Linked DNA regions of Homo sapiens: regions 2 and 3 are each linked to region 1. The links are chromatin loops, found by intact Hi-C in ENCODE. Cell type or tissue: A673. All regions are shown on one strand. Each heading gives the region's core, and the rest is flanking DNA. Links, peaks and the distances in the headings are about the cores only.

Region 1 (7,761 bases), core at 2,502-5,001:
AAGGAAAAGGATGTGTCTTAATTTGTTGGAGGGGTAAGTTTCTTGGAAAAGGGGAAATGTGACTACCTGTGAGTAATTATAATCCAGGGGAATCTACCTATATGCAGATAACAGAGATAATTCAACATTAAGACCAGCTTCTAGGTTTCTGAGAAAACCAAAGCAATGATCTTAGTAAATCAGGTTTTGAAAAAGACTGCAACTTACTTCTGTACATCTTGGCTGTGATATTATCTGTTTTACTTGATGCCCACCTAGATCAGTGAGTAATTAGATGGAGTTGAATATTCCTCCAACGTAGTCAAAATAACTAACTGATAGAAAGAAACACACATGGCAGAATAACTTTAGATTCTGGAATTATAACCACTGGTCTCCAAATGCCATTTCAGCCCTAGGATAACAATCTTTGCTGTGGTTTAAGTTATGAAATTCCTGACTCCCAGTTTCCTGACTGCAAAGTGGGCGTGGATGACTACTCCTAGCACCAAGCCATGTGAGGATTAAGTAGGACACTGTATCGAAATGCTTGCCCCATATAAATTGCTTCTTAATACATTTTATTTTCTTTCTCTCTTCAAGAACATTCCCAAAGGCATTGACACATTTTGAGAAATGTCTCCAAAACATCCTCACTAACATCTGCAAGTGTCAGAAATTCCTAATCGTAAAGTTCTATCTTTAGATGGAGACAAAATGCCTAGGAAGATTAGCTCAGTCTGACCAAGGACCGATGCTAAACAATAGCACATAGCAGATGATGTAAACATGGCGATGGGCACAGTTCTCCATTCTAATCACAAATAAGGTCTAACCTTATTTGAATTCCAATTTCATATTTCCTTCCTTCCTTCCTCTTTCTTTCTTTCATTCTTTCTTTCTTTCTTTCTCTTTTTTTTTTTTGGTGGAGTTCAGCTTTTTTGCCCAGGCTGGAGCACAGTGGCGGGAATCTCGGCTCACTGCAACCTCCACCTCCCAGGTTCAAGTGATTCTCCTGCCTCAGCCTCCCAAGTAGCTGGGACTGCAGGCACCTGCCACCACGCCCAGCTAATTTTCGTATTCTTAGTAGAGACAGGGTTTCACTATGTTGGCCAAGCTGGTCTCGAACTTCTGACCTCAGGTGATCCGCCCACCTCAGCCTCCCAAAGTGCTGGGAGAGAGACTTTGATTTCTCCGAATCCTTGTAAAAGAGATTCATCCCTTTCCAGTCAGTTGTGGGCAGGGAGAAGGCAGAGGTAATGGTGGTTAGATTGGTTGCATAGTGAAAATCTGGCTGCCCAGGTTCAGGTCTGTGGCAGGAGGTGGAGTTCTCATAGCAGGTGTCATGAAGTGGTCAGTTACCCCAACCTGTGTGTGCTACCACCACTACTATTGCTGTACACATGCCTGTACACACTCAAGCACATTCTCTTCTTTATGTCACATTATCATGTAAACTACCATAAAATGAAAGCAAATTATTTATGAACTCTTATTGTTTTGCTTAAACATCACAGATACATTTTTTTTAAGTAATCATAAAACAACATTTTTGGAACCAAGTTGCCAAGAATACTGTGAAAATCTCAAATACCAGCAAGACTTCAAAGCAAGTCCCTTAATCAAACTAGTGCTTATTTACTAGGAAAAAATGCAAAAGGCTGGGACGCATAGCCCAGATAAGCCAGTTCTGAAGTTGCTGTCATAAATGAGGTATGGGATGTGAACAGCTTCAGTGCTTGTGTCTTTGAAATGTTCATTCTCTCTGTAACCTTAAAAATAATTACCGCTTATGATTAAAAACTGTATTTTTCATATGATTGATACTTTATTTTACTAAAAGATATTAATATGAGTGTTGATGTAACCATCGAGCATCTAAGTGCTATATTGTGTTGTGATTCTTGATGAGAATTAACAAAGTGAAAACATCATGTTCTGTTGCTGTTTACAATTTTTTTCTGTTTCCTTTGAGATACTTCACCTTTAATTGGTGCCTTCCCAAAACACATTTTTCTGCTGATACCAATAATCACAGCCTCCTCTGCTAAAGTGTCTCGGTGATGCACATCTGGTTCTTGAGAACTGAAACCCAGAAAGGGTCTCAAATATTTCATGCTGAAGCCCCTCAAAGGGCAGTTAATCACAAGTATCTGCTCACCACTTAGCTGGAGTGGTAAAGCAGATGATGTAAAGATGGTGATGGGCACAGTTCTCCATTCTAACCACAAATAAGGCCTACCTTTATTTGAATTCCAATTTCATATTCCTTTTTTTTTTTTTTTTGAGATGGAATTCAGCTCTTTTGCCCAGGCTGGAGTGCAGTGGAAGAAAAATTCAGCGTTTTCTTCCCTTTTAAATATCAATTCATTTGCGGAGACAGTAGCAAAACTATCAAAAATACTATGCCTGAATTGCAGGACTGGTTGGATGAATGGAGCAGTAATGATAGGTTGCTTAATTTTATTTTAGTGTAAGTTTGTGCTATATTTCTCTAATGTTTATATGATTTTTTTTGGTACCAGACAAAAAATTCTGGATATGCCTTGACTATAGAAAAGGCCACATTTCAAAAATCTGGATTTATAATAATAATTCCTCTTTGAAAGGATGAATATAACATATAAAGCCTATATCTGCAAACTTTTTAGTAACATGTGTTTTCTCTAGTGCTTTAGGTTTACACATTCACTAAATCTAGAAGGTAACTTAAAATTATCCAATGGGTTCACTTCATTTGTGGAAGAGGAAATTGAGGCACAGCTTGATTAAAAGAATTGTCCAAAGTGAGTCAACCAACAACTTACTGCAATAAGAATCTGGTGTCCACCTTAGAGTGGTGGACTGCTATTACTTGCCCTCCTCACAATTATAATTTTATATTAATTCTATTTTTATCATTATTGATAACACTACATATATTTTACCCCAAGGAAAGAAGGAAGGAAACAAGAACCTAGTCTTAAAAATCTTAAAATTTCAAATACTGAAACTCAAATCACTTTTCCAATAACCTGAAAAAAAATATCTTTCAAATAATATCTCCCAAGTAGCCCAGGAAATAATGGTGGGCCTGTGGTTTTCTAGGTAAAATAAGTAAATATCAAATGATATATAAAAGTTAAATATTAAGCCAGTTAACTTTTTCACTTGCACTCTAACCAGGAAATTCTCAAATATTGGTTCTCTACAGTGATAGCATATTATATTATCTGGGAAAAGAAAAAATTGCCTAAGAATATCAGAATCCCTGAAGGTGGTCGTGTGTGTGTGTGTGTGTGTGTGTGTGTGTGTGTGTGTGTGTGTGTGTGTTTACTATTTCGGTTAGAATACTAGTGTGAACCGCGGTTGAGAACCGCTTTCCCAGTCTCAGCACTCAACCCTATCCCACTCTAATCCGCTGAGGGACAGCATCAGACCGCTCAAACTCAGAGGGCACGCCGAGAACCGCGTCCCTTCCCCTTGAAGCCACGAGGGGGCGCTCCTGCACCGGATTTGCTCATTGGCCGCCTCTCATCCCCCAAATTTAGAGACAACACCGCAGAAAAGGCTTTCGTTTGGAAGCCGGCAGAAAGAGAAAAGGCAGGGAATTGCCTTTGTATATCCGAGGGCCGACGGATAATTCGTGTAAACAACAATATCCCTCAAGATGAGCTCTTCGGAGCTTCCTACCCAGTGGCAGCTCCCCGTTTTCTCCTTTGGACTTGGAAAAACTTCACTTCCCGCAAGGAGAAAGTCGGGGGGCCGGCGGCTGGGTGGGATGGTTTATGGCTTTGGATCTTGAGCAGTTCACTGTTCAAATAAATCTTGGTGAGCCATAGAGAACAATCTCCACATTAATCTTGTGTAATTAGCGTTATAACCCTCGGCAGCCTAAGAAGCAGGAAAGACAAAGCTTTATGCAAATGTGGCTTCCCTGGCCTCCGCTCCTCCTCCGCCCGGGCCCCTTTCTCCCTGGGCCCCTCGATCTCGCGCCGCAGACTGCGAGCCTCTTTTTAATGGCACGGTACCTTAAAACCAGTGATAAGGTTCTTGACTTTAAAAATAAAAAATGAAAAAGGAGAAGCAGCGGCAACCGAAGGAGGGGAGAGACGTGTGCAAGCTGAGGCTATTAGAAGGATTTAGCTTCTGGGGAATTGGCACCTGCCTTTGGCAGCCAGCACTGTCCAGTTAAGGACGGAACCCAACACGTGGGGAGACTTAGGGACTGGGAAGTGGCGTTTTCTCCAACCAGCAGCTCTTGGGAGGTTGTGGGGGGGCGGGGGGGGGGGGGCGGTGCGGGGGCAAACCCGTGGCTGGGGCGCTTTTCTGGCAGAAAGGGGCAGTTCTCCCAGTTCGCCCCAGGGACTCCACTCTGCCTTCCAGACCCGCACATTTCCCAGTCAGGAGTCTTGAACCGAGCCCTCAGATGACAGTCTCTGCTAAGCCGAGACAAGGCCCCACAGGAGGAGGAGGGTGTGAGGAACCCCAACACACAAGTCTTCACTTGCAAAGGTTGGGGAGGGGGTTGAGGGAGAGGTGCCCGCAGAGGCCGAGGTGCGCGCACAGCCGCGCACACGCGCGGGCACCGACGCGAAGCCGAGAGGATGCAGATCCCCCGCCTGGCTCTGGATTATCTGCTCTGTGTTTACTGTTTCGGAGGGCTTTACGTGAAACGAATAAATTTTTACTTGCTCCCAGGGACCGGCTTGTTGTTTTATGGCATGTACTTATTTAAAAGCCTCTTTTGTCGGTGTTGAAATGGTCCAAGCTCCCAAACCCTGTGCCGGGCTATGAGCGTGGAACCAGCCGAACTGCAATGAGCATCACTGCAGCAGCAAAAGGCAGTGAAGAGAGGAGCCTTATTCTTTCCAGTACACACACACACGCACACGCACACGCACGCACTCACGCCCTGAATGCTTGCTTTTCTTTTTCACAAACCAGAACCTAATGTTTTTCATGTCTTACACAGGGGGCTAAGGGAATGTATTCTAGCGAATTATACCTGAAATACTGCAAGATTTGAAAATTTTCTACAGAAAGTGTATTCTGATTAAAAACAAACCTCAATACATATCTGTTTATCCCCCTTCCATGTGTATCCGCTTAGGGTTTATTCCTCCCTTTTCTGACTTCCCCACCCTCAAAAAGGTAAGCATAATGCCAGGCAAAAGCTAAGATTGGGCTCTTTTAACCCGTAATCGCTGTCGTCTCTACACTTTGTTTATGAAACGGAATAAGAATGGAGAGAGACTTAATTTAACAGCACAACCAGGCTGTATAAATACAATATTCATTTTTTAAAAGCGAAGTGGATTTGGTTTACTCTGAAGAACAGTAATTCAAACAGCACCTATCTGCTCCAGATAGAGTAGCTATGCACATCTATACAGGCAAGTTTGAAATTTAGAACAAGGCTTTGATTTATTCCCTTTCTATCAGTGATTAATGCCCCTTAATTAGCTAATCTCAAAGCCATTATTTACAACTAGGGCAGACAAAGGGAAAACTGATGATCCAACACTTATGTCAGTTTGAAATTTTGAAACAACAAAAAGTGCTTTATTCAGAGTGGAATTCTGAGTCTCTTAGATGAATCTCAAAATAACAAAGAAACTCAAAGAAAAAAATAAAACAAAAATAAAACAAAATAAATGGGAACAAATAAAACTCCATCTCCCAAACAATCCCAACCGCCACTCCTTTTTCGCAGAAATTGCTGCCTGGCACAATTTGAAATGTGGCTATTTAAAGGGAAAAGGAATATATCTTCTCTTCATTCCATCTAAAATCTATAAGTTTTCAATTTTAGCATAAGAGGAGAAAGCGTTTATAGCTGAGTTTTTCCAAGTTGCTTAAAAGGAAAGGGCTTTGGGATTTGAAAAATCAGTTTTCTCTTTGTACTTTTCCAAGGCGGGGATTTGAAGCTGGGCACTAGATTTGCTTCTCAAGATCCGGTGCCTTAAACGTTGGGGAAGGGGCTGCGGGGGAGTGTGGGGAGAGGAGGTTTGTAAGGCGCCCTTTAACGCGGACCTGGCCTAGGGTCCTGAGGAATTCCTCTTTGAACTCTGCTCCCTAAAGCACCGCCCTCGCAGCAGCTCAAATTCAAGTGACCCTAAAAACTCGTTTCTGGACAGAACTGCAGGTCTTCGGGGTCTTTCTTGGTAGGAAACCATTCAGACCGGGTATCCTGGTGGCTGTCGGGGGGTTCTTGAAGGTTCCAGGGAGTCTCCTCAGGAAAAGGAGAGCGCAGGCCTTGGTTGCCTGATGTTGCAGAGGAGCCTAGGGAAAGAGCGGAGCAGGCCATGTCTGAGCCGAGGCCTGGGTCCTCCACTGTGGACGCGCTGCTGGTCGCCTCAGACCACTTAGGTCATCTCGGCGGTTTATCCAGCTCTCTCCCGCTTCAGATTCCGGAGTGAGGAGAGCACCCCCATCCCCACCTTCACCTCCATCATTTTTACGAGGAAAACCTGTTCATTCGCTGCATCTGGGGACCCTTATGTGCGTTTGCCTGTTAAGAAACAGAAAATATGAAAGGAACAATACCGCGGGACACGTTGCCAAGTCGACGGGGGCAGCTTAAGGTGTGCAAAAGTGGAACTGAGGAGGACCTCGAAAGTCCTTCGATCTGAACGGTTAGGAAAAAAAGCTTTAGGTTTATTCCTGGGCTCCTGAATCCATGACCTGAAAGGGAACAGAAAAAGGCCTTTGGAAAGCGGAACGTGCCTTCAGGCAGCACTAGAATGGGATTAGAAATCCCTCCTGGAAAGTAGGAGGCGAAGGAGAGGGAAACTACAGGGGAGTGGAAACTGGGGAAGGAGAGGCAGAGCTCGGAGACGGGTGTGTGTGTGTGTGTGTGTGTGTGTGTGTGTGTGTGTGTAGGGGGTGGGGGCTCGGGGCCAGGGAGGAAGGAAAGGAAGAGGGTAAAAAAGAAGCTAGAGGAGCGAAGAAGGAAAAACTAGAGGACCTCGTGTCTTTCGTGTGAAAGCACCCGCGTCCTAAATCGTAGGAACGAGGTAGTCATTAGCGCTCTGACCCGGAGGAGAGACGCATTAGAGAAAGAAATGAACAGAGAACATGCACCTCCCTGCCTGGTTCATTTCGCTTTCCTTGAAATCCCTGGGCCTCAAGGTTCCCATCGCTTAAGCTTTCCCCATCTCTCCCTCCCCCGCCCCTTCAACATACAATGCACTGAGGCTGAGAGGGAAGGAACGGAGCGAGTCAGGGAGAGAAATCATGAAGCTTTTCAGGGTAAAATACAAACCTGCTCATCCAGCTTGCCAACACGTTTTTAACATTTGCATCGACTAATCTGTGAACAGTCGTTGGGGTGATAATTTCGTCTGAGAGATTAACCATTCAAGTCTCAAAGTTCCCAAGGATTGTGAAATCCTGCTTGTAAAAATACAGATTTTGAAGTGTTTCTTTTTTCTCCCTTTCTCAAATGAAACCCCGAGGATGCGCTTTGGACTTGGGGACTGAGGGCGTGGTGGGCAGACAGCTGTTGAATCCAAACAAAGACTATTCTGGATCTGACGCCGTTTCGGTTTCCATCTGGGAGTACTTTTCATTTCCTTCTTCCCATTCCAAAGGAAAGAAATGGATTAGGAATGGGGCAGTCAGAATTATGTGTTTATGGCGGACAGATGGAACAGGAGAGGATGAACCTTCAGCAACAAAAGGATCATTGAGATTTGGTTCCTGGGTGTGCAAATTTGGAAACAAAATAACCAAGGAAGCTATGGGAATACCAAGACTCTAGCTATCGACAATGTTGACTCATAGACGAATCATCTCTCC
Region 2 (7,761 bases), core at 2,594-5,093, 1.7 Mb after region 1:
TTCATATGTATTTATTGTTCTGGAAAAGAAATAAATCTATGACTTTTTCTCATAATACAAATAATAAGGTAAAACATATGAAGGGGAAACATTGAAAAAGAAAAAATATTTAGCACATTTTTTAAAAATGCATTTTATAAATGCACCTATTAATATATATGATAGAGGTGGGCTGCAGATTCATCTCAGTGCTTCCTAGCAGTAAAAGCAAAGAATGAAATAAAACCAGTGAAAACATTCGTGGTACTCATAAGAGTTCTTTTTAAACTTAGGTACAGATAGCTTTCTTGATACCAGAGATCTGAAAAGAACTTCTTCCATAAATTTTCATTAAAATCATACTATGAGATGTAACAACCCACTTCCTTAGTGATACCCCTTTAAGAACTTTAAGTAGGGTTCCTTTGTTTATTCCATGCAAGCTAATGTCACATGTGCGATACAATTGATTTAAATCAATTTTAGAAGAGGCTACATAGTGTAAGTATGCAACATTCTGATGGTGTAATACAAAGACTATAAAATACATTCAATGGCTTTTATAGCCTCAGTCAATCCTCCTTCATTATAATTTCTCAAAAGCAAGATTTTGATAGGAATTGAACAGCAAAGAATTCAAAATTGTGTTCTCTGGCTAGAACTTGCAGTGCAAACATTCTCAGCTGCTGATTAAGGGCAAATGCATATTCTTTGACAATCAGCTGAGTAGGTTTCTTGTAGTAACTAAATTGCCTAATCAAGGTTTATTGCTGAATAGATGGTCAGCACACCTCCACACAGAGGTGGGTCAATAAACCCATATTGGCAGAGCAAAGAATTTCCTCAGACCTCATCACTGGGTCTGCTCCAACACACTGACAAATATGCAATCAAGACCTAGGAGTTCTATGCTTTAGAGCATGGCCATAATAAAGCATCCATTCAAGTCTTACTTTGAGCCATGTTACTTCCCACTGTGCTCTATTCTAGTTTGCAAAAATGCACTCTATGTATAATATTGGATCTGCTGAATGGGGTTGGATGGTCTCAAGCTATTAAATCTTAGGTGACATCTGCTGAAAATAGCAATTTGGTTTTGAAACAGATTATTTTGAACCATTCTCTATAACAACAATTAGCTAACAGAATTTGTTGAAGCCATTTGTTACTAAGTACATTAAAACAGAGTGGAGAAGAATGAATAAGTTTCTGTTTTCCATAATACTGGTGCCAAGAGAGAAAAGAAGATATCATTCTTCAGTAGGCTGAACAACCTCTTGAAGAAGTGGGCGATTCATGCTTGAAATGCACAGAGGTACCAGCCTAACTCCACCAGAAACAAAATGCAGGGAAGGGTAGTGGAGGTGCAGGGCTGTAACCTGGAGGTCAGGACCTGGGTTCTGGGTGGAGTTTTACTTACACGATGTGACCTAAACCTAACACTTAACCTCTATGGATCTTTGTCTTTCCTCTATAAAATGAGGGGAGAGGAAAATCCAGACCAGATCAGTGGCTCTCAACCATTTTAAGGTAGAGAATTTCTTCAAATAAAAGCTTACTTCTTATCCTAGTGTACAACATGAGTGAAGGTAAAGGTGAGGTTGCTCTGGCTGAAACTTGGCCAGGAGTATATACCCATTTCGGCAAAGGCAGCCCCTATATGGTTTCTGAGAAAATCTTAAAATTATATAGAACTAAGTCTTGAAAATAAACTGGTCTAGGTGATCTAGAACGTGAGCTCTGACCATGACATCAGAGATTATCTAGCAAAAGATGTTTATTGTACAGATAAGAAGCTGAAGACATTAGCAAAGAATTTGAGTGGCTTTGTAAATGCCAGAACAGTAACTCAAAATGCCAGGCTCTTTATCCAGGAATCTATTCACTATACTTTAGCCAAGTACAAGAAGAAAAAAATATATTTTTGGAGGGAATAGCCTTCTACATAGTGTGTGCTGAGTTAAAGTGACTTTAATCAAATTAAATTAAAATACTTTATCATATCAAATAAGGCATTACTGAAGCATATCACCAATTTACATTTTTATACTACCAGAGAATCAGATAAGATTTCTTGACCTACTTCGATGGTGACCACTACCACTCTCTTCCCATCTAAACTGTTCCCATCCAAGCTGTTGTTTTTACCAACAGTTAAATCTGTGGCTTTGCCTTTTTCTTTTTTGTTTTTAATTACAATAATTATAGTTGAGCTAGTATTAGAGCTAAGCTGAAGATTTTGAAAGCTCTCAGAATTCTTATGATGCTGGCTGATTTAGAAGGAAAGAAGGAAGGAAGGAAGGGAGAAAAAGAGTTAAAAAGAAAGAGAAAGGAAGAAAGAAGAAAGAAAAAAGAAAGAAAGAAAGGGAAAGAAAGAAGGAAGGAAGGAAGAAAGAAGGAAGGAAGGAAGGAAGGAAGGAAGAAAGAAAGAAAGAAAGAAAGAAAGAAAGAAAGAAAGAAAGAAAGAAAAGAAAGAAAGAAAGAAGAAATGGAAAGAGAGAGAAAAGGAAAGAAGGAAGGGAGGGAGGGAGGGAGGGAAAGGAGGGAGGGAGGAAGAAAGGGAGTAAGTTGGTTGCATCAAAACAATTTAACAGAGTTTAGAAGCAATTTTTATTTTTCTAAGTTAATTCATCTTCCAACTTAGAATAATTAATGTCTATCATTTACCTTCATTAAAAAAGGGCAATGAGGAGCTATAGATAAAATATACACTATACTTCTATATACTCTTGGAATACTCCAACAAAGGTATGGTTTTATTCTCCATTCGCCATATATAACTTTTGTGTAATTTTATAAATATGAAGAAATGTATCAATGGTGTTTCTATGTTCTCAATGTGGGCAAGTGTCACTCCAGAGTTCCTTCATTTACAGATCTTCATTTTTTTACAGTGCTTTTTAAAAATGTGCATAAATGTATATCTTTATTTTAATAAAAATCATTTTCTTTAATGTTTTCTATGAGCAAACTTAATTGTAAGACATCTTACTATTTTGGTGCTATACAGGTCAATTTATACAAAAAACCTCTCACAGGAAACAAAAATTGAGATCATTTTTCATTTGAAAGAATCAGAATTTTAATTTTGAGTTTCTGTATAACTTAACTGATGTCATGTGCTAGCCAAGTGGCTCCTACATATTTCATTGTCAAATGTTTCCTTCTGAACCAAATTGGACCCTTCAAACACAAAGAAATCCACCATAGAAAAAAAAATCAATTTAAATAACACGGTGATGATGAATGTGTGAGTTCCAACTCTTCTTAGTAAGAACTGACACTCCCATGCTAATCGTACTGGAATGAAGTATGTGCAATGTACACCATCACAGGAAAACACATTTTCCCCTACTCAATAATCGTCTATACATTTCAAATGGCTTTAATCTTTTAAACAGATTTCCTCTTTCATGACTCTTTAAACTAAGATTATGTTTTCTAGCTAGCTAGCCTTCATTTCATTAAAAAATAAAATTGTTATTTAAAAAATAACCTTGCTTTTGAGGTTGTGTCACATACTACTCAAATTATGCCCAGGATTCACCAGCCAAAGTGCAAAATTTGAACTATAATTTATTTCTCTGTTTTATCCTCATAGATAGACCTGAAGGCTGAAGGAGAATCCACTATCCAAGAAGCATCAGTCCACATAGAAGGGGACCAAAATGTATTCAGAATTTTTCAGAAGACACGTGGTTAGGTGAAAAATGTATCAAGATAGGTAATCTTTAGCAGCTTGGAAACTGATGTGTGTGTATATACATACATAAAATCTTAAAACTGCTCTCCTTTCAAGTGAGAAAACTATTTCATTTGTTCTACTTGGAAGTCGCTAAAACAATACACCCAACTCCTTCCGCAGCATTTTAATAGAAAAAAACTTAACTATGAAGGTGAATACTGCCATCTTGTGGTTATTGTTAAAGTAACATGTTTTAACTGACAAATGTAATTCACAAAATCATAAGGAATATCACTGCCATTTATCGATTCTTTCCTGAGTCCCAGGCACCACATTAGGACTCTCCATATGCTATCTTATTTAATACTCAAAACAGGACAAAAAGGGATGTGCCACTTAAATCTCACAGTAAATTATGTAATTTTATAATATAAAAATAATTTAGTACATCTACAATCCCATTTTTTAACTTCACAGATAAGAATAACAGAAGTCCTCGTTGTTGAAGGGCTTATAGTCATTGACTAGTCATTTACCCTAATAGAGCTCACATCTCTTGGTTTCTACTATTGTGCTAAAATATTCCATGCCATTTTGTGTTATACTATTCTGTTATATGTGGACCTCTAATTTAAAACTATAGATGTTATTATTTTCAAGTTCTTTCTATAGAAATAAATAGTATTATTTATTTTTGGCAATTGAATATAGAGTTACAATTGCTCTCTTACTGGGGGGAGAAGGGTTTCATTTTTATTACCTAATGCTAGAACAGGCCAAAATGCTACTTTTGATTAGTCAAAGGTCACTGAAAAATATCCAGAAGAAAGAACAGATACAGCAGGTCTTCAGACTAATGACAAAGGTTCCAAAAAGAACATAGTAGGAAATTCCATGACTAGAAATATACATTATTAACAAGCTAATTTTATAAAAATAAGTAATCCAACCTCCATGCCATGGAGCTCATTTTACTGTATCATCTAATTCTAGCAAATCAGTAAGTGATGAGCGAGAGAGACAGAGAGAGAGAGAGAGATACTCATTACAGTCACATCTCCTTTAAAGAGAAAGTAACATTTTCTGGAACTGTTCCTTGTGAACATTTGTTAGATTTACTCTAAAGACTTCCCAGCAGATGCAGGAAGCAGAATAAGATATTACTTTACTGTGGGAAGTCCTCCATTTCATAGACCCCAATTATAGGTTACTGTTTTGGAGGCCTCTGCCTTAGATCATGGCAAGGAGCAAAGCCTGAATAAGGATTTCCATTTTTTAAAGCTTGCTTAAGCTTGGAAAAGATAAGATTGGTCAGATAAAGCCATTCATCATAATCATTGCTGTTTGGTTATTTCCAGCCTGTTGACAATGTGCAGATCCTATTTTGTGCAAGGAGTAGGAAACAATTGCTACCTTAGCCCTTGCCCGCGCCTTAACACACAACAGATCTACAGAAACTGAAGAGAACATGCTTCTATAAGCTGATATAAGCAGGAAGGATGGAGCTTTCTGACCTATTTTCGTATCATTATTAGGAATCCATACTTTTCACATTTAAATTAGTTTGAATAACATAAAATAAATATTTAAGTTAATAAAGGAATCAATAGGACTGTATGTTCTTACTGAAAGAAAAAGAGCAAGAATTATACGGTCACACCCTAATTCTTGCAAGCTAAGATTTGGTTTTTAAGTCAATCTAGTGTTAGAAAAGTATACCCTAATGAGCGTTTTAAAATTATTTTTAAAAATGAGTCTAAATATTGTTTAATCTTTTTATATGAAAAACACTTTGAACACCAGGGCAATTTCCAGCTGAGCAAAATATGATACCATTTTCAGATGTATGCAATACTATATACCATACTAAGATAGATTATTAGTTTGTTTTCATATTTTAAAAACAGACCAAATTTTTTTAAGTGGCCTTCATTCTTGCATATTTCAAATGCATAACTGAATGTCCAACTCTTCATACTATATACGAGATAAAAATTTTTCATCTTATAGCAAAAAAAAGTCATTTTATGACTTCTTAAATATCTTAAGTTATATCTAGAGACTAGCACTGCAAGTTAAAAGCTTGCCTTAGAAATCAGGTGTATTCTAGTACTCTTGGACAACAAGCAAAAGATCATGTGTGCTGCACAAATTAGCTGCTTCCTAGAGGGGGTGAGCAACTCAGTAACAAACTATACTAGGTATAATAGTCTTCACAGCCTGAAAGATCTCCTGAGGTCATATCTTCAACATCTGTATGCATGACTTAGCACATGAGCTATTGTTAAAATTGAGATACCAAGCTGGGATATGTACAATGACCAAATTAGCACACCACTGTTTCTTGCTATTGTTAAAATTCTACCAGGCTTTCTTCCTCACGAATTATGTTATTAACTCCTTCCACTAACGATAGCAATTGAATAAAACAGATACATAAGCAAACGGAATCAAATCCAAAAGTCCCATGTAGATTCAAGTTCTCTAAAATAATAGGATACCCATAGAAGACTCTGGAAATAGGCCTGGCACAGTGGTTTATGCCTGTAATCCCAGCAGTGTGGGAGGCCGAGGCTGGTGGATCACTTGAGGTCAAGAGTTCAAGACCAGCTTGGCCAACATGGGGAAACCCCGATTCTACTAAAAATAAAAAAATAAAAATAAAAAATAAAAATAATTTTAAAAAGCCAAGCATTGTGGCATATGCTTGTAATCCCAGCTACTTGGGAGGCTGAGGCAGGAGAATTGCTTGAACCCGGGAGGCGGAGTTTGCAATGAGCCGAGATGGCAGCACTGCACTCCAGCATGGGCAACAGAGTGAGACTCCGTCTCAAAAACAAAACAAAACAAAAAAACTTTGGAAGTAATATGCGACAGCAGTCAGGATTAGATTTATGAAGTTTCTATCCATTAAGAAGGTTATAGCTTTATATCCTCAAGAAACTTGAGGATTCTTAATCACCCTTAGGGGAGAAACAGAATGCTCCCCAATTCCTAATTCACTGTAGACTCTGAAAGAAGAATGAGATGTACAAAAGACTGTAATAGCTCTCTTAAGGGATCTTTCAAGGCCCTTCCAAGTAGAAATATAAACTCTATATGCCCAGCCCTGTAATGCTGACAGTGCTTGGGGCAGATTGGAGGCAAGGCAGGAAGTTACTTCACCGCACACATAGGACTGGAATGGCCTCAATGGAATATGGGGCCATTCACAGGATCCTCATTCAAGGAACACAAAAGTGTCCTCAGAAATATCACTCTTTCTCTTTGAAGGCCCTGAATTGCCAACATTCTAGATTCACTCATTTCACTTCAAAGCTGGAATGCTTTGACTGTCAGGAGGTCCTTACTGAAAAGCAGATTATTTTTGTGCAAGGTAAAACCCCTCTACAGTTAACACATAAGTGAAGATTAGTTGGGCCTTTGCTGAAGAGAATTTGAAGGACAAGATAGTGTCTGGATTACCTAGCAGCAGAATGAGAACAAATGGAGAAAGCCTAAGTTTTATAAAAATTCAATTTGTCTAGGATCTAGTTTTTGCAGGGGCTGATACTCTGCTTTTATTCAAAATATCTGTTACTGGTGGCTTCTCAGGGATTACAAAACTATGATTTGGGCCTCTCAAAATAAATATAAAGGCTTTAGGAAATATCTTATCTTCTCCCTAATTGACAGGAACAGGACATGTTCTGCATTTGGATAAACTGCATTCTGATATCTATCATGGAGATTTCTACTAGTCTAGTTTTCAGGAGCATCACAGCGTTGAGATAATTCATTACAAAAGGGAAGCACATCAAAAAGCAAGCAAGAAGTTAGTGATAAACCTGAGTCTTGTCATTCCTATTGCAAAGCTTTTCACCTCCATTTTATTATGAAATATTTCTTAATATTTGTAGTTTCATTAATCGGTAAACCTTCATTGTCTGGGTTAATAGGACATAGCCTACCTGGCTGGATTCTGACTAACTTCTCTGTGTTCTACAACTGTGGGAAGAGATCATTAACAGAAAGGGTGCCAGCTGGGAAAGATTATTATAAAAGGAGACACTAAAACATTGCTGCAGACTTCCTCTCTACAAAGCTCAAACTCATGT
Region 3 (7,761 bases), core at 2,594-5,093, 1.6 Mb after region 1:
TGGTGAAACCTCGTCTCTACTAAAAACACAAAAGTTAGCAGGGTGTGGGGGCGGGTGCCTGTAGTCCCAGCTACTCGGGAGGTTGAGGCAGGAGAGTCATTTGAACCCAGGAGGTAGAGGTTGCATTGCGCCATTGCACTCCAGCCTGTGCAACAGAGCAAGACTCCATCTCAAAAAAAAAGACAGAAAAAAAAATACAAATACATGTGACATAGTTTAAAATGAAATATAATACAACTGTGAAAATGAATTACCCTCAGCCCATAGGCAATATCCAAAGAATCTTAGAAATATAGTCTTGAGTAAGCAAAAGAAACTGCGGTAGACAATATACAATACGATAGGATTTGAATGAGACTCAAAAATATACGCATTATATTTTTAAAGACACATACATTCCTAGTTATACTATTTTAAAGAGCAAAAGAAATATAAACACTAAATTCAACATAGTGATTAAATTTGATGGGAGGCAGTTGGTGGCAGTGAGGAAGTACATCCAGGTAGTTTCAAAAGAATTTTCATAATCTAGTTCATCAGGTGTTTGATGGAATTACAATTCAATTATAATTCTTCTTCATTTCTTATGTGTTACCTATTTTTGTTTTCATCAAACATCTCAAAATGAAAATTCAATAATTAAAACTTCAAATGCCATGGAATGTCAGTAATTATTCCTGAAGGTATTAGGAAAATAATCCATGGAATTTTAGCAGGGCTATAAAGATAAATTAATTTTCTAGGAGTACAAGAGCAAACCAAAGGCAGGAAAGGCAAGAAAGAGAGTGAACAATGGTCCAGGGATGTGAAAGAGGAGCACACCAAGAGAAGCGTGAAACCGTGTTGGGCTGGAGGAGAGGACGTGCAGGAGAAGAGGCAGAAGAAGATGCTGACAAAGGAACCCCTCACTTCTGTGGAAGGTCTTAGATGCCACAAAAGGAAGATTATCTTGTAGGTAATGGCATGATGCTGATGGCTTGTTTTAAAGCAGGTAAAGTTATGAGAGAATAATTTTTCGGATAACAATGGTGACAGACTATGGAAAAGAATTAGTGGGAAAAGACAGTGTCAGTGACAGCAATTAAAAGAGTCATGTGATAATCGAGGTGATATAAGATGAAGGTTTGAATAATGATTTTAGCAGTAGAGAAGGAGAGGGAAAAAGACAGGTGTAAAGACCTTAAAAGGATAGATTTGGCAATTCAACAGATGTAGGCTGTTAGGGAGAATTAAGAGCCACATACAACCATAAGTTTTTTAAATATTTGATAGGTTAGTGGATGATGAAAAAAAGAAGAATATAGCTTGGCAGGGAAGATAATAAATTCAGCTTGGGACTTGCTGGGGTTGAGAAGTTTTGGGAGACCCATGTGATGTTGGTAGATGCTTGAAAATACAATAGCAAGTTGATACAGAAATTTAAATTTGTGCACTTTAATTAGTAGTCATGACCAAGGAATAATATGATATCCTTTACATAGAAAGTAGAGATTAAGATGTGAAGAATACCAAGGATGGATGAAACTCTGGAAAACAGAAAGAGACAGAAAGTGAGAAACAGAAAACAAAGGTGAAGAGCATTAGACTATAGAGCCAGAATGCCAAGATTTGTAATATTCCCTCTACCATCCTTAGGCAGCCTCCTAACTCCTCTTGGCTTTAGGTTTCCCAGCTGCAAAATGAAAATAAGAACAATATTTACTTCACAGGATTATCGTGTGGGTTGTATTAGTCAATATGTGTAAAATGTTTCATATGTATTTTTTTACCCGTTCAACAATTTATTAAGCATGTACTATAGCCCAGGCTACTAGGCCTGATTGTGTGGACTGCAATTATCTATTGTCTTAAGGGTACTTGTACATATGTTGTGACTGGAAAATACTGAAAGTCCAGCTTGCTGCCACCACAACCCTCCCCAAACCACCCAATATTTCTCCCATCTATTGATTTATATCAGAATGCCCCTTAACTGATGACAAAACTTCCAATCCACAATACTAGATGTCTTAAAATGCAAAGTATTGGAAAAGTAACATAGTAACTTAAAATTACATTAAAGAGTATAGGGCTACACTTTGATCTTTTCCTGAGAACATAGGTTGAAAGCTGTAAGAAAAAAAGTGAGAAAAATGAGAAGGCATTGAGCACTTCAAGTGGAGTAAAAACCCAGGCCAGAATAGAAAGATAAGGCTGGGGAACTCTCAACTCCACTATTTGCATTGAATTAGTTCTTTTTCACCTAAAAGTTATGCAGATCAATATTTTTCCCTCACAACAAGAAATCACTCTACTATTAAACCTCAGTTTCCTCCTGGGTGGATTAAGTGATATAATACACATAACATACTTAGCATTGTGCCTGTCACATAATACATGCTCAATAAATGTTGTCTATAAATATGGATTCATTGGGCTGTGCAAACACACCTGCTAGCTCATGGTAATCCTATCCCATTATCTCCCGTTAACGTAACACATGCTTGTCAAGAAACATTCTGCAGGATGACTTATGAAAGTGCGTTTCTGTGCTCAGATAAGAAAAGATGATAGTTATAAAGTAATAATAATAATAAAGAGTACTTACAGTGTGCTACATACCATGCTATCATTTTACATGCAATACTTAGTGCATGAAGTTGTCTATGAATTGCTTTTTCCATTACCAAGTAAAAAGCTTAGGATGTAGTTACTTATGAAAGATAAGATGGTTCCAGAAGTTGTAAATGTACCAAATAAAAAATTAAATCAAAATAGAGAAAGTTAATGTGTGAGAAATTTGGCATTTCATTACTATTATTGTATTAGTTTGTTTTCAAACTGCTGATAAAGACATACCTGAGACCAGGTAGAAAAAGAAGTTTAATTGGACTTACAGTTCCACGTGGCTGGGGAGGCCTCAGAATCATGGCAGGAGGTGAAAGGCACTTCTGACCTGGCAGCGGCAAGAGAAAATGAGGAAGAAGCAAAAGCAGAAAACCCTGATAAACCCATCAGATCTTGTGAGACTTATTCACTATCACAAGAATAGCACGGGAAAGACCAGCCCCCAGGATTCCATTACCTTCTGCTGGGTACTTCCCACAACACGTGGGAATTCTGGGAGATACAATTCAAGCTGAGATTTGGGTGGGGACACAGCCAAACCATATCAATTATCAAAGGATGACATTGTCATGAAGAAAGTCTACTTCAGCACAATATGCTCTCTTTTCCCTATTTATTTTCCTTCATTCCTCTTGAAAGTACTAGCCAATGACTATAAATTCATGTTGTTTTTCAGCAACTTAAAGATAGTTGACATTTCAGACATTTTGCAACCCTCATTCTCCTACTTCTCATTAGTTTCAATTCCAAGATTTGAAAGCCATCTAATTGCATGCTCAATATTTTTAAGATTATTTTATTAAAAAAATGAAAGGACAACTTTTCACATAGCTAAAGCATAAAAAGTTGAAGCCTGAAAAACTGTATGTAAGAAAGGAAGAAATTTTTGAAGCCCAATCTTCTGATGCTTCTTTTAATGTGAGTTCAGGGTTCAATGTTTCTTTAAGGAGAAACTCAACAAAATAAAGATAAACAGAAACATATTTCAAGTTAACCATCATTAGAGCAGTAACTTATGCACCTAAAGTTTGACTGAAATCACATTTGATTTCTCAGTCAAAAGGTTTCCTCATTTTTTGATGCCAAAATTTTGTTTAAAATTACAATTATTCTTTAAAAATCAGCAATAATTTTATAACAGAAATACAGTGTTGATGCTTTATGTACAATTAGATAAACATTTTTTCAGTGACTATGTAGTGATAAGAACATAGAATAAATGAAGGCTAAAACAATTTGATTCCAGTTTTAATTGCATTTGATAAGAGTGAGACAAAGAAAACCATGACAATTGGCAGAATTTTCTTCTTTTGATAAATTACCTGCTTCAGGTAAGATTATGTTTTGTTTTTATGTTCTTCTAAATATTTTTCACAATAAATTGGTTTTGTTATTTATTTTCAATTTGTATTTTGAGTAGAGGAAAGGGATATTTGATTTTAAAATAAGAATGAGTCATGCAAAAATAACCACTGACCAGAAGGCATCTGCACATGGCAGAAGATTATATAAAATAGACTTTTGCTGCCCTCTTTTGGAATAAATAAGTGAACAATACCACTTTTGATTCCAGGCATTCTACTATTGTCTGTATCTTACCACTACCACGTTGCTTAGAAAACAAAGGGATAGCACTCAATTATCAAATGCCCTGTTACTAAAAAAAAAAAGGATATTTATTTTAATTTAATGGATGCAAAAATTAAAATGTTATTTAGCAAAATATTATTTAACAGCATACTAAATGAAAGTATAATTCATCTCAATATACAAATCCAGCTTAGATGATAACCCCACAAGCTAAAACAGTAATCTTATAATCAATATTTTAGGTTTTATGTAGCCTTATAAATTGTCATAATTACATAAGTACAAATTTGAAGTATAAAAATAATGATTGATTTAATTACAAAAAATTAGGAAAGCTTTTAACCTACTATAATTAGGAAGAATATGAGTTTACATAGATGAATGTTTTAATGATGGCAAATAGTTATAATTTTTAACATTCATATGGTTAGCAAGTGTTTTGATATAGGCATCTAACTATCATAGAATAACAGTCAGTTGGATTGTAAAAGTGATACCTAAAAAGGAATGAAGATTACTGATTATAAGATTTCATAAATTATATAGCTCTTTTATTGATTTAATCTATTTACATAAAATTATAGATGAAAATATACTAATCTCTGCTAACATATGAAATTTTGGTCCTAGCTCTTAATGTGCTTTATTGAAGGCAAGATTTTTGGAAATTTCTGAGTATATTTTAATTTTTATTATGTTTATACCCATTTTAACAATAATGTTTAAACTTGCACATTACTATCATCCAAATGTAGTACTCTAATATTGAATGAGGCTATAGAGTCTTTAAAGAGTAGATAAATTCAAACAAAGCTTAGTTGATCCTACCGTTGATCACCCTTTCCTTCCCTGACCAGAAAAACTAACACCAACAAAAATGCATGACCTAACATATTAAACTTCAGTCATAACAACTATAAATTATATCTGGCGCCAAACAGAACAAAATAAGATCAATAAAATTAAATATATGTATACGCTTTTGCTGAGATGGACAAAAAACAACCAAATACAGTGTATATTAAAAGTCATAAGAATGTTGAAACCTGATTATATTTCTCAACAGTACAAGCCCTTTTAGAAGGATGTACCTTGCAAATCTGATGAAATTAATAACTACACATTGTAATTTTAGTCGGAAATAGCCCAGGGTTTCAGAATACTAGGAAATACCAACAACAATCGGAACTCAAAGCAGCAACAAACAAAGCAGTTAAGTGGACTTCAGGCAAGACAAACATGTGGCCAAAATCCTCATAATTAAAAAGTAACCATTTTTTGCTTGAGAAAAACTTAGTTTTTGATCATATTAAGAAATGGAGTTTAAGAAAATCTTATCCACAGAATTAAACTCTTCCACAGTAGGGGACAAATTACCGACTGCAGTTTTGTGTATGAACAAAAGCCTTGCTGTAATTTTTCCATATAAACAGAAAATTCCAAAAATCTTGCCCTCAATAAAACATGCTAAGAGCTAGGACCAAAAATTCCATATGCTAGCAGAGACTAGCATATTTTTATATATAACTTTATGTGAGTAAATTAAATCAATAAAAGATTTATATAATTTATGAAATCTTATGATCAGTAATCTTTATTCCCTTTTAGGTGATATTTTGCAAGCCAACTTACTATTATTCTACTACACTTAGATGCCTACATCAAAACACTAGTTAACCAAATAAATATTAGTAATTATAAATATTTGCCACCATTAAAACCTTCATCTATTTAAAAACTCATAAATATATTTCAATTCCGTTATTGTTATTTTTCAAAAGTAATGTAATACTTCAACGCAGCTGTCAAACAAAAATTATCAACTGATTGGCAAAGGTTATATTATTAAAAGTAAATAAAATTTCTGGATAAACTAGAAATTGGGCTGGAAGGCCATCAGGGCAATGAGGTATAAATAAAGCTGTGTGATCTCGTTGTAGGAGTCAAAATACCCAGGTGCAAGGAACCATATTGGATGTTGTAGAATAAGCCTAGATCTATAGATAACTAATTTGTTTGATTTGGGGTAAGAAATTAAATAGACTTTGTCTAGACAGAATGACCTCACTGCATACATTTGCTGCCACAGAAACCAGAATCTAATGAAAATTTCAAATTACTTTATTAGATAAAAGTCTTTAGCTAAGCATATATGTTGTTTTCTATAAGGCTCTAGCAATTCCACTGTGGCAGTAGTAAATTTCACTCTGCATTAAAAACAGTGGAAAAGTCCTGTGAAGTGAATTAACAAATTGTACAGAATTCACAACACTCTTATTTATTACTTTTTTGTTGTTGATTTCTATTTAAATTTACTGCTATAATAAATAATGATGCAGTGCTTGTAGGATTCTCCAGACTACATTTGCTGATTTCAGGATATGTTGTACAATGTTTAAACAAATAATGGCAAAAATGAGAACATAAAGAAAATCCGAATTTGTTTTTATTATCTATTTCTAATATGATTGTGTGTGGTTGTGCGTTGCTTTGTTTTAAATTTAATCTAGTCATTTCTGCTGTCCATTTGATTATACTTTGCTATGTTGGGGGAGTGGAATATCTAAATGAAGAAAGATATACAGAAAGATATGAATGACACTTTAGAGTTAGTTAGGATTGAAACTCCTCCTTGATGGGTAGAAAGTGTCAGTAACATAATTGTCAAGAGAAATTAGCAATTCCAGAGGAGCTAGGCTGACAGCAAAACTAAACTTTATATTTGTGCCATTCATATTATCTTTGCATATAACCAGCATGTTCTGATTCACATAGCAACGGAAAGATCACATTCTGAAAACTCAATCTAAAGTGGTGAAAGAGATTGGAGTACTTTAAAATACAAATAAACGCATCAATGGGCAAATGGCCATGGTGAAAAATTTAAGGAAGAAACAATGATTACTGTGGCTATTGGAGCTCTGAAAAAGATATACTGGTTTAAGTAAATGTGTTGTGATTTTACAAGTTGTATATGTTAGCAGGTATAATTTCTATGAAGTAATTCCAGATTCTTAGTGACAGTAAAGCAATTTTTACTGCTTCATACTTTGTAAACTAAAGACAAAACATGAAATATAGCAGAAGAGACATAAGTATATAGAAGATCCCTTAATTAAAAAAAAAAAAATTCCTGCTGATCCTGCTACTTCCAGCAGAGCTGAAAAGTCCACAGGCGATCAACATTTCAGCATTCCTTAATGCTATAGCTACTTGGTGGAGTTTTTTTTTTTTTTTCCCTAGTTATTGGCTGCTGCCTGCAATCAATTTCTATTGCCATTGGCAAGTGAAACCCACAACACCCTTCTCTCAAGGCTTGGCATAAAAACACAACTGTGACTTGGCTCAGAGTGACCTGCAGTTTCTATTCTTTGCTAGACTACTGGTGTGGAGGGAAAAATGCACAGGCACAGAGCACCAGAGGCAGGCTAGGGATGCGGTGAGACAAGGATGTCACTTACCGTTTCTTGTGCATGGTGCCAGAGAAAATATCAGGATGCAAAGGGAACTATGTAAAGGGCAGAAACAGGATTTAATATTACAAACCCCAAATCCCTCGCCCAA

What was found. A loop is a pair of places that touch in the nucleus more often than their neighbours do. Peaks named below come from ENCODE experiments on the same cell type or tissue, not always from the same donor. Only the 100,000 strongest peaks of a DNase experiment are listed, where the experiment ranks them.
Region 2: it touches region 1 in a loop (13-fold over the local background); 83 of 110 quality-filtered maps call a loop at or near these places.
Region 3: it touches region 1 in a loop (8-fold over the local background); 16 of 110 quality-filtered maps call a loop at or near these places.

Annotation. Positions count from the first base shown.
Region 1 is chr5:50,959,661-50,967,421 of GRCh38, forward strand. LOC124901181 (a long non-coding RNA gene) reads right to left here. Exons shown (of 2, transcript XR_007059131.1): 1 at 7,226-7,761; 2 at 5,491-6,472. Among named protein-coding and RNA genes, the nearest start is that of LINC02106, 6.6 kb to the right of the region's middle. RefSeq lists an enhancer at 3,444-3,981. In A673, for the core only: a CTCF peak has its summit at 3,447 (motif pointing right); a DNase peak (open chromatin) is centred at 3,441; H3K4me3 peaks cover 1,546 bases; H3K27ac peaks cover 485 bases.
Region 2 is chr5:52,653,499-52,661,259 of GRCh38, forward strand. No RefSeq gene overlaps it. Among named protein-coding and RNA genes, the nearest start is that of ITGA1, 130 kb to the right of the region's middle. In A673, for the core only: a CTCF peak has its summit at 3,877 (motif pointing left); a DNase peak (open chromatin) is centred at 3,853; H3K4me3 peaks cover 700 bases; H3K27ac peaks cover 993 bases.
Region 3 is chr5:52,556,433-52,564,193 of GRCh38, forward strand. No RefSeq gene overlaps it. Among named protein-coding and RNA genes, the nearest start is that of ITGA1, 230 kb to the right of the region's middle. In A673, for the core only: a CTCF peak has its summit at 4,144 (motif pointing left); a DNase peak (open chromatin) is centred at 4,139.